Linked DNA regions of Homo sapiens: region 2 is linked to region 1. The links are chromatin contacts, found by Hi-C or POLR2A ChIA-PET in ENCODE. All regions are on one chromosome and are shown on one strand. The core of a region is the stretch at or near the end of the contact, and the rest is flanking DNA. Distances in the headings are between cores, read along the strand shown. Region 1 overlaps EGFLAM (EGF like, fibronectin type III and laminin G domains). Region 2 holds the start of LINC01265 (long intergenic non-protein coding RNA 1265).

Evidence for each region. Hi-C counts contacts between places; a loop is a spot of excess contacts on that map. ChIA-PET counts read pairs that join two places held with the same protein, here RNA polymerase II (POLR2A). Pooled maps may share reads with other maps.
Region 2: a map of dorsolateral prefrontal cortex shows a loop between it and region 1 (2.2-fold over the local background). The contact joins the promoter of LINC01265 here to the enhancer-like site in region 1. A Hi-C loop is called at or near these places in 3 of 168 maps with a recorded cell type or tissue (A673, PC-9 and dorsolateral prefrontal cortex), 1 of 37 single-sample maps with no recorded cell type and 2 of 50 pooled maps. POLR2A ChIA-PET finds 5 or more read pairs at or near these places in 2 of 52 experiments (MCF 10A and Panc1).

The regions. Positions count from the first base shown.
Region 1 is chr5:38,448,453-38,453,215 of GRCh38, reverse strand. EGFLAM (EGF like, fibronectin type III and laminin G domains) reads right to left here. Exons shown (of 22, transcript NM_152403.4): 19 at 1,758-1,901. The region is part of intron 1 of EGFLAM-AS5 (EGFLAM antisense RNA 5); the gene reads left to right. Among named protein-coding and RNA genes, the nearest start is that of EGFLAM-AS5, 18 kb to the left of the region's middle. Within about 2 kb of position 2,440, at least 2 of the 41 ENCODE cell types and tissues checked have a DNase peak (open chromatin) inside an H3K27ac peak, as active enhancers do.
Region 2 is chr5:38,717,367-38,722,129 of GRCh38, reverse strand. LINC01265 (long intergenic non-protein coding RNA 1265) reads left to right here and starts at 1,857. Exons shown (of 5, transcript NR_104631.1): 1 at 1,857-1,945. All of the region lies in intron 3 of OSMR-DT (OSMR divergent transcript), which reads left to right.

The DNA of each region.
Region 1 (4,763 bases), core at 1,191-3,690:
TGGAACTCAAAGCTTTGAGGGTATCAGAATCGTCTGGGGAAGCGGTTACCACACGGATTGCTGGACCCCACCCCTAGAGTGTTTCTGGTTCAGTAGATCAGGTTGGGGCCTGAGAACGTGGATTTCTAACAAGTTCCCAGGTGATGCTGGGGCTGCTGGTCTGGGGACCACACTTGGAAAGCCACTGTCTAGATGAGCGATGTCTAACCTCATGTGAGGATGTGCCATGACAATCTCTAGAGAAGTGTTTTGATATTACACGAGACAGGCCCTGCCCCTTGGAAGCTCAGCTTTCACCCAATCTGGTAAGAAGAGTGGGGAGAACTCATTCAGGTAATTCTTTAACCACTTCATAGCTATGCATTTGACAAATTTGGAAACAGTCTAAATTCACTTAAAAGAGGGAAGAACTTCTGGCACTGCGTTATCGGTAACACCCAAGAAGTATTTACAAAACTCTCATGTTGGGTGGATCTATTGAGACATGAATCTGTGCTTTGTTCCTCTGGCAGCAGGAGACTTGAAAGCAGGGATTCTCCTTCCCACAGCTACACAGCTAACAGGGAGCAGAGTCAGAATTTAAAGTCAGGGCTCCTGGAGCTTAGGGTTTTAGACCTCCCTGAGCTGCTGAGTCTTAGGCTGAGTACTCACTTCTATGCTTGGCCTTTGTGCTTGGCAGTATCCAAGTCTTCTTTCTGCCCCTTCCTAATTTATGAGTAGGGAACATGCAGCAGTAACACACTAGAACAAGGGCACAGAATTGTTCCTCACAGGGCTAGACGGTCAATTCCTAAGGCTCTGCCATGCAGTTCCTATTGAAGCTACTCAAGTGTGCCATTGTAGCATGAACATGGCCACAGGCAATATATAAATGAGAGAGTACAAGCCAGGCACAGTGATTCATGCCTGTAATCCCAGCACTTTGGGAGGCCGAAGCGGGTGGATCACCTGAGGTCAGGGTTTGAGACCAGCCTGGCCAACATGGTGAAACCCCGTCTGTACAAAAAATACAAAAAGCCAGACATGGTGGCACGTGCTATAATCCCAGCTACTAGGGAGGCAGAGGTAAGAGAATCACTTGAACCCAGAAGGCAGAGGTTGCAGTGAGCCGAGATTGCGCCACTGCACTCTGGCCTGGGCGACAACAGCAAGACCCTGTCTCAAAAAAAAAAAAAAAAAGTCCTGTTGGAATACTGCTGTACTCTTTTTTTTTTTTTTTTTTTTGAGATGGAGTCTTGCTCTGTCACCCAGGCTGGAGTGCAGTAGCGCGATCTCAGCTCACTGCAACATCTGCCTCATGGGTTCAAGCCATTTTCCTGCCTCAGCCTCCCTAGTAGCTGGGATTACAGGTGCCTGCCACCACACCCGGCTAATTTTTGTATTTTTTAGTAGAGATGGGGTTTCTCCATGTTGCTCAGGCTGGTCTCAAACTCCTGATCTTAAATGATCTGCCCACCTCGGCCTCCCGAAGTGCTAGGATTACAGGCGTGAGCCACTGTGCCCGGCCCCAGCAAGACTTTATTTACAAAAAAGAGTGGTGGGTCAGATTTGGCCTGCAGGCCATAGTTTGCTGACTGCTGCTCTATAAGATGAATGTTGGAAAGAAAGACCAGGAGCTTCCAATAAGCCTTGAAGCTTCAGGCTTCAGCCAATTCCAGCAGACTGTGTTCTGGCTCCCTTCTGAATCACTCTGGCATGATCTGCAATGTCTGAGAAAATCGCAAGGTGCTGCTGAAGGCAGATGGAGAGGGGGTTACCTGAACACGAGGGCTCCATCCCGAAGGCCCAAGGAAATGAAGTCGCTGTTGGGTCTCATGGGGCTGTCTCCCCTCCACAGCAAAAGGCCATCCTTGGCAGTTGTTTTAAACCTCATGAACACATTTGATCTTGATCCTGACACCCTGGAGGAAATACACAAATAAGTCCACCAAATCAACCACCAACATCTGTTTCCGAGTAATTCCAGTTTTGTCTGCCAGCCCTGAGGAACCAGATGTAAGGATAGTCTGGCACTTTCTGACACTTACTTCATTACCACGAGTCGCACCACGGGTCTAAAGGTCTGGACTGCTCACTCAGCAGCAGTCTCTCTCCCCAAGCACTGTGAACCCCACCAGAGAGCATTTGCTGAGTGACAGATTAGCAAGACTATGGCCAATGTCACAGCTTAGGCTGCACCCCCATACACACCTCATTCTTTTCTCTTTCCTGTTTTACTACTCAGGGGCCCCATTCCCCAACAGAAAGTGTGTTTCCTAATTACCAAGAGGTTCAAATTGGCAGCCACTCTGGGCTAGGACCACGGCTGTGGATGGCCAGCTCTGGCCGGTGACTGTCCTTGGGGACAAGGTCTAGACAGGGAAAATACCCAAGCGATGGCGTCTCAGACAAAGGAACAAGGCCTGATAGTGAATGGTCTGGAGTGGTGTTGAGGCAGAGCCAGGGTGGAGAAGAACAGGAAGCTTCGAGGAAAGGAGGGGTGCTCAGGCTAGGCCAGCTCCATGCTCTATAGCCACGGCTGGGAATAGGTTCACAGGCTGACATGCTCTTAGCAATGCTTGGGAATAGACTAGTTCAGAAATTCATTCTTATTAGTGTGATCAGTGTTTCATCTTGCACAGAGAAAAGAGGAAGGCTGAGGTCCTTGAATCAAGGGTGAGATAGGAGGAAACATAATTTAACATTGCTACTAGCATAATGTCATTGGAAAAGTTTCTTTGTCCATTCTCTAGTCACTTGAGCCATCCCTCTGTCTGTCTCACACACCTGGGTCTGTGTCTGCAGTGTCCTCAATCGTGAACAGTGGAGGGAACTATTATCTAGGCTTCCCAGAGCCTGAGCTCGTCAGGAAGAGACCAAGTTTGCATTTCCCATGCAGGGCCTCAGAACAGTGAGGGAAGAGCGAGGCCCCCCAGGCCAGGTTCAGCACAATCTAGCACTGACCCATTCCCTAGAGACCTGCTTTGCCCAGATTTTCGCTCAGGTTCCTTCCCTCTCCCATTTGCCTTGGGTATATTGATTGGTTACAAGCCAATCAAGAGGTTCTCATTTCTCTTGCCAGTGATTGGTTTAGGGGCAGGCATGTGGCAGCACAGAAGAGACACAATCATATCCCTTTTGTCCAATGAGATACAATTCTGGGAAGAATTCCTTCTCTTTTAAAAAGAGTCATATGAGAAAAAAAGTCTTTTGGACTTCCACTGGATGTAGTCAGAGTCATCTTATGTGCAGCTTATGGGCAGCTGGGGAGTGGCCTCTGGAGAAGACGCTGAGGACAGCAAGCAAGAAATAGGGATGAGATTGGAATATTTGAGGGTACAGCTGCTTCTCTTAATTAATCAACCCAAGATCCAGTGTAAGTCTGGACTCCTTGTGATATGAAATAGTAAATATCCCTCATGGGTAAGGCATTTTAAGCTGAACTTTCTGTTACTTGGCACCAAAGATATCTGACTGAAATAGACCCTGAACTTGACTTTTACCTGCAGCCTCACACACATGCATTTATACTTTCATATACATACACACACACACACACACATGCATGCGCACACACACATACACACACACTATGGCCCTTGAGGTAGCTGTGGTTTTGGGCCTCATGTCTCCTGCTCTCATCAAGCCCCTCTACTCCCCCAAACCACCTAGTGGTCTCTCACTAACCCCCAGAGACTGAAGGCTTGGGCCCCTTTCACGCTGTCACTGCTTTCTAGGGACTGAATGACCTTCCATCTTTGGAGAGAAAGGGCTGAAGAAGGAGGACGGTCTCTCTTGGCTGGGAATCCATTTTACCTAAGTCCCCATGCCAAGACAACGTAGATTAATACAACCTGGGATTAGAGAAGTGAAGCAGTGTCTGCCTGGTGTGTGTTGGGCGTTACCAGGGACATCCAATGCCCTAGGAGAATTCCTCCCAACCACATTTTGTTCCCTGAAAAGCCACCAAACTCCACCCTAAGAACTGGATGCCTTTCGCTTAAAGATTTGCCCTTGTGTGTTAAGATGCAGTCAATCTGAAGAGGAAGGAAAATCCCAGAATGATTGTGTGGGGAGCAGAAAGGGGAATAGCACACTAGAAACCACAAAGAACTGGGGAAGGGAAAGAAAGAGATAAGGGGCAAACTGAAAGTGCCAAAGACAAGCTTGACCGAGTTGAGGATTTTGCCATGTCAAAGGCTATTCCAAACCAAGAGCGAGGACTCCAGGCCAGGGCTGGGACTTCTGCCACCAGGGGTGAGATGCCATGGCTGTGACTTGGGCATTTCCCTGTATCCACATGAAGAGAGCTGAGAAGCCTCTCACTGAACTGGCCAGAGCCTGAAGAGGACAAGAGACCTTTGCTGATGAAGACGCAGGGTAGGTATGGACTCAGCAGGGAATGGGCTTGGATCTGTCTGTCCTTCTGCTGCTGGCCCAGGTCAGAGCTGCACACTCTGGCCACGGCACAGCACGGAACTGCCCTGCTCACAGAATCATAGTCATCACTCAGGCTTCAGGAACATCACATTCTCACTGTTTCTCGAAGCCTGAATACTGGAAACTCTGGGACCAGTCGTGTCTCTCTCTCCAGGCCCTTTGACCAGAAAGATACTGGATCTTTTGTAACAGGGTTATCTGAAAGGTCAATTTCTCAAGTTTAGTTTGTTTTTTGTTTTATTTTGCTCTAGTTTCTATGTTTATTTCTTGTTGTGTGTGTTTTTCCCCTGAGGCCATGGCTGAATGGTCTTCTTTGAGAATTATCTTCTGGCATGAAATATAAG
Region 2 (4,763 bases), core at 608-3,107, 270 kb before region 1:
GTGAACATCATAGAGTGCACTTACACAAACCTAGATGGTATAGCCTACTACACACCCAGGCTATATAGGGTAGCCTCTTGCTCCCAGGCTGCAAACCTGTGCAGCAGGTTACTGTACTGAATACCGTAGGCAACTGTAACACAATATAAATATTTGCATGTATATAAACATGTCTAAACATAGAAAAGGTACAGTCCAAATACAGTATTGTAATCTTATGGGGCCACCACTGTATAAGTGATCTGTCATTGACCAAAATGTCATTTTGGGTGCATGACTCTGGTTAGATTGTGAGTTCCGTGGGTGAGGAACCTGTTCACTAGCTGTCTCTCTTCCCAGAATTCAGCATTGTGCCTGGTACATAGTAGGCCCTCACTAAGTACTTGTGAATGAAAGACAAGAGAGACGAGTGGATAAGTCTAGTTCAGAGCCCAACCACTCCGTTCTGCCCACACTGCTGCAGTTATGTCAAGACAGGGAGACAGAGCCCTGAGCAAAGAACTCTAGTCCTCAGCATTTTCCATGAACCCCAGCCAGAGAGCTTCCTCCTTACTTTCCCTTCTACTCCTCTGTAGTTAAGCAATCCATTGGGTCAAAGGTACCACTAACCATCAGCTAATGTTGATGGTTCTACCTTTAAAATTTATACAGAATATAACCCAGTTCATATTCTGGATTCTGCTACAACCAAGTTCATTGCTTACATTCCACCTTGATCCCTGACAAACACAGCAGCCAGCATGGTCCTTTCAGGAACATCAGTCCCAGCACATTACACCTATGCCCTTCCCAGCCCCACATGTTCTCCAGGGCCTTACATGGTCTCCTCTGTGATATGGTTTAGCTCTGTGTTAACACCCAAATCTCATGTTGAATGTAGTCCCCAGTGTTGGGGGAGGGACCTGGTGGGAGGTTATTGGATCATGGAGGTGGATTTCCCCCTTGCTGCTCTCATGATAGTGAGTGAGCTCTCACGAGATCTTGTTGTTTGAAAGTGTGTAGCACTTCCTCATTTACTTGCTCTCTCTCTCCTTCTTTGCCATGTGAAGAAGGTGCTTGCTTCTCCTTCACCTTCCACCATGATTGTAAGTTTCCCGAGGCCTCCCCAGCCATGTCTCTTGTACAGCCTGTGGAACTGTGAGTCAACTAAACCTCTTTTCTTCATAAATTATCCAGTCTCAGGTAGTTCTTGATAGCAGTGTGAGAAGGACTAATATGCTCCACTAACTTCATGACGAGCATGTACACTCACTGCTTCAACTTCAGCTATTTCCATGCTAGCTAATTTCCTTCTCACGCATGGTGAGACATGCATTTCAATTATCTTCTTAGTTTCTTCTAACTCTTGCCTATTTACCTCATTCAAAAAATGTTATTTCCTCTCCTTTCTTGGTCCCTTTTGTGATCCAAGAAATAAGCTGTATTAAGCCTAATGAACCTAGGAATAATTTTAGAGATTTAACTACCCTGGGGTTTGCAATGAAATTAGATTAAACAAAGAACCTAGTTGGCATCCTCTGAAGTTTTTCAGAATCTTACTTCTATAGCGTATATCAGCATCCCCACAGAGGTTTCGATTGCCTCCTTCTGCTCTCCTAATAATCCTGCTATTCTTTCGAAGGCCAGCCTCTTTCAAATTATGTAATCTTTCCAAAATAACATCTTACTTAGGATTATTGTTTTTATGATTGTTTAAATAGTAATATAGAAAAATAGGGTTTTCTTATTTCTTTCCTTTGCAATAAACAATTTTCAACAGTATAATAGCTTAAATAGGTGATTGTGATGTCACCCTTAGGATATAATCACTGCTTGTCACATCGTTTCTGTAGAAAAACCAACTCACATAGGATGAAATGTGATGGGGTGAAATCATGGCAGTGTGATTTTCAAACACCAACTTGCCTTGGAAGGGAATGTGGGGATGTGCACTGCTGGAAGCCATGTGAGTTTTGAGAGTATGTAAATTCAGATGACTGGAGGGAATGTGGTGTAGTAAACAATTATGCAGTGCCTATTTGTGTGTGCATAATTGGTTGCTAGGACTGAGCATTAGTCACCAAATTACAAAAGCATGACTTTTCCTTCAGTGGATGTAGCACTTTCCCAGGATACACAGCTTGGGGACAGTAGCATGGGTTAGAGTTTTGCCCCATTCGCTCACTCGGTAGAGGTCTGTGTGCAGTGTACAATTTGCACAACTATATGTGGGCCCCTGCTAAGTTATCCAGAAAAATTGCATTCATATGATGTCCTACAAAATGCCAAAATCTACAAAGCAGTCAACCTGTATAGTCTACAGAGAAAGGAAGGACACGCTTATTCTAGTGACCCAGATTCAAATCATAGCCAAAGAAGCAGTGAGGATAAAAGGTCAGAGAAAAAAGTCACACAATCCTGGAGTTGGGAGAGAAAGAATGGGGCATGGATGAGGCAAAGGGAGACAAAGAGGAAACAGATTGGAGAGAGGGAAGAGAAAGGAAGGAAGGAAAGAAGGAAGGAAGGAAGGAAGGAAGGAAGGAAGGAAGGAAGGAGCAAAGAAGATTCATGCATAAAAAATATAAGTTATTTTTGAAACAGTCATGAACCCCCCCCCTTTTGGAGGCATTGTTGTGGGGAGACAGAGATGAGTCCTGATCCTTAAGATTGATCTACTCACATGCAAAAGAAGGAGCAAAGCAATTACACACAAACACACACACACAGACACACACACACACACACACGCAATGAGGCAGCCATCCTTATAAATTTCAAACTGGAGCAAGGCACAAGAAGTCCATATTAGTCACTATTAATAGCTATGCCAATGAAAAGTTCTTGCTTCTCAGACCAGCACACCATTCTCAGAAGCCAAAGGAGGAGAAAGCTTCAGAGAGCTAAAGTTAAATCAGTTCAGAAGAGGAAATGCTCCCAGGGATTTCACTGTTTCATTTCACAACACCTGATAAGCTGTAAACAAGAGACAGATGGGACATTGATTTTGAGTCTGTGTGTCCTTCAGATAATCTACGCAGGCTAGGTAAGATGAAAATAAAGGGACGGGCTAGGGCCGGGATTTTAGAGCTTGAAAATATTTTGCTGCCTGGGAGAGTGTCTGTAAGCAGATGATAATAATGACAGTTGGCTGTAGTCCTTGGCAGATGCATTTCCCAAGCATTTTCAGACTTAATGAGACCAGAGAGCATCCCGTGGGGCAGGACAGTCATGTTATTAGCAGATTACGGTAAGGAAATGGGGGATATCTATGGGTTCAAGTGAGCGATGGGGACACCAGAAGTAAGTATCTCAGCCTGAATCTTCACAAACACTTTTGCTTCCAACTTTCTCCCAGGAGGGGCAGGGGAAAGGGGTGGCTTGAAGTATGAATGTGATTTCAGGGAAGAGGAGAATGATTCTCCACGTGTACATTTAGTCCCTTGTCCTCATATTTGCACACATGCCCATGATGCTGCCTGAGCTGGCAGAAACCACCCCACTACAATGGGGCCTGTATATATTGTACCACTTGCACAATTATATGTGGGACCCTGCAAAGTTATCCAGAAAAAAATGTACTCATATGAACCCTAGTCATCCAGCTGCCAGCACTTTCTCAGTACCCTTCCCTGGTTTGAAGATTTCCAGATTTATGAATCCCACTTCTCCAGGAAGAAACCAGAAACTCACTTTCCTAAGTTGTCTATAGCTGGACACAAGCATGGCCCTGGCCTCCTCAGATAGACCATGCCAGACTTTGATTGTAGGAGAGCCTTGTGGAAGAAAGAGTGCGGAGTGGAGGAATTCTGATGAGGGTGACAGAGAGACACTTAGTTTGCAGAGACAAAGGTTGTGGTGGTTCCAGTGGTAGTTCCCCTGCTGTGCTGTAACAGCAGAGACTCTCCTGGAGCAATAATTGAGGTATTCTACCCAGCTCAGTAGCCTCCAAGCCTGATTGTCCAACTCTGTGTAAAAACCAATACAGTTCAGTGACTACAATTGAAGTAGCTACAGTGAATTCTGTTGTTTGCAACCAAAAACTCTTACTAATTGTCTTTGTACTTATAGGCGATGCAAAAACAAAACAAAACAAAACAAAAAACACCCAAACTTCAGTAATTAAAATGAAATTTTCATGTAATAATTTTAGAAAGGATTTAGGTATTCAAAAATGCTTTTGCAAAAAGTATAAATGTACTTATATTTTATTTTAAAATCAAAGAAACACAATCCCAGAGAAGCCTAGTCATATATCAAGCTGCTTAGCACATTAAGATTAAAATGAGAATTAGGGGCCGGATGTGGTGGCTCACGCCTGTAATCCCAGCACTTTGGGAGGCCGAGGCGGGCGGATCACCTGAGGTCAGGAGTTCAAGACCCGCCCAGCCAACATGGGAAACCCCGTCTCTACTAAAAATACAAAAATCAGCTATGCATGGTGGGTGCATGTCTGTAATCTCAGCTACTCAGAAGGCTGAAGCATGAGAATCACTTGAACCCAGGAAGCGGAGGTTGCAGTGAGCCAAGATTGCACCACTGCACTCCAGCCTAGGGGATAGAGTGAGACTCTGTCTCAAAAAAAAAAAAGAAAAAAGAAAAAAGAAAAAAAAACGAGTTAAATGCAACATTTTATAAATCAAAATTAATGCAAAAATCCATGATGAATGAACAAAATATCAAAATTTTAAATAAAGACAAGATCAGTATTACTGACTTTTTCCCTTTGTCTCAGACTCTAATATATAGTTACTTATGCTGTCTTTAGGGAACTTGCACATGTTATC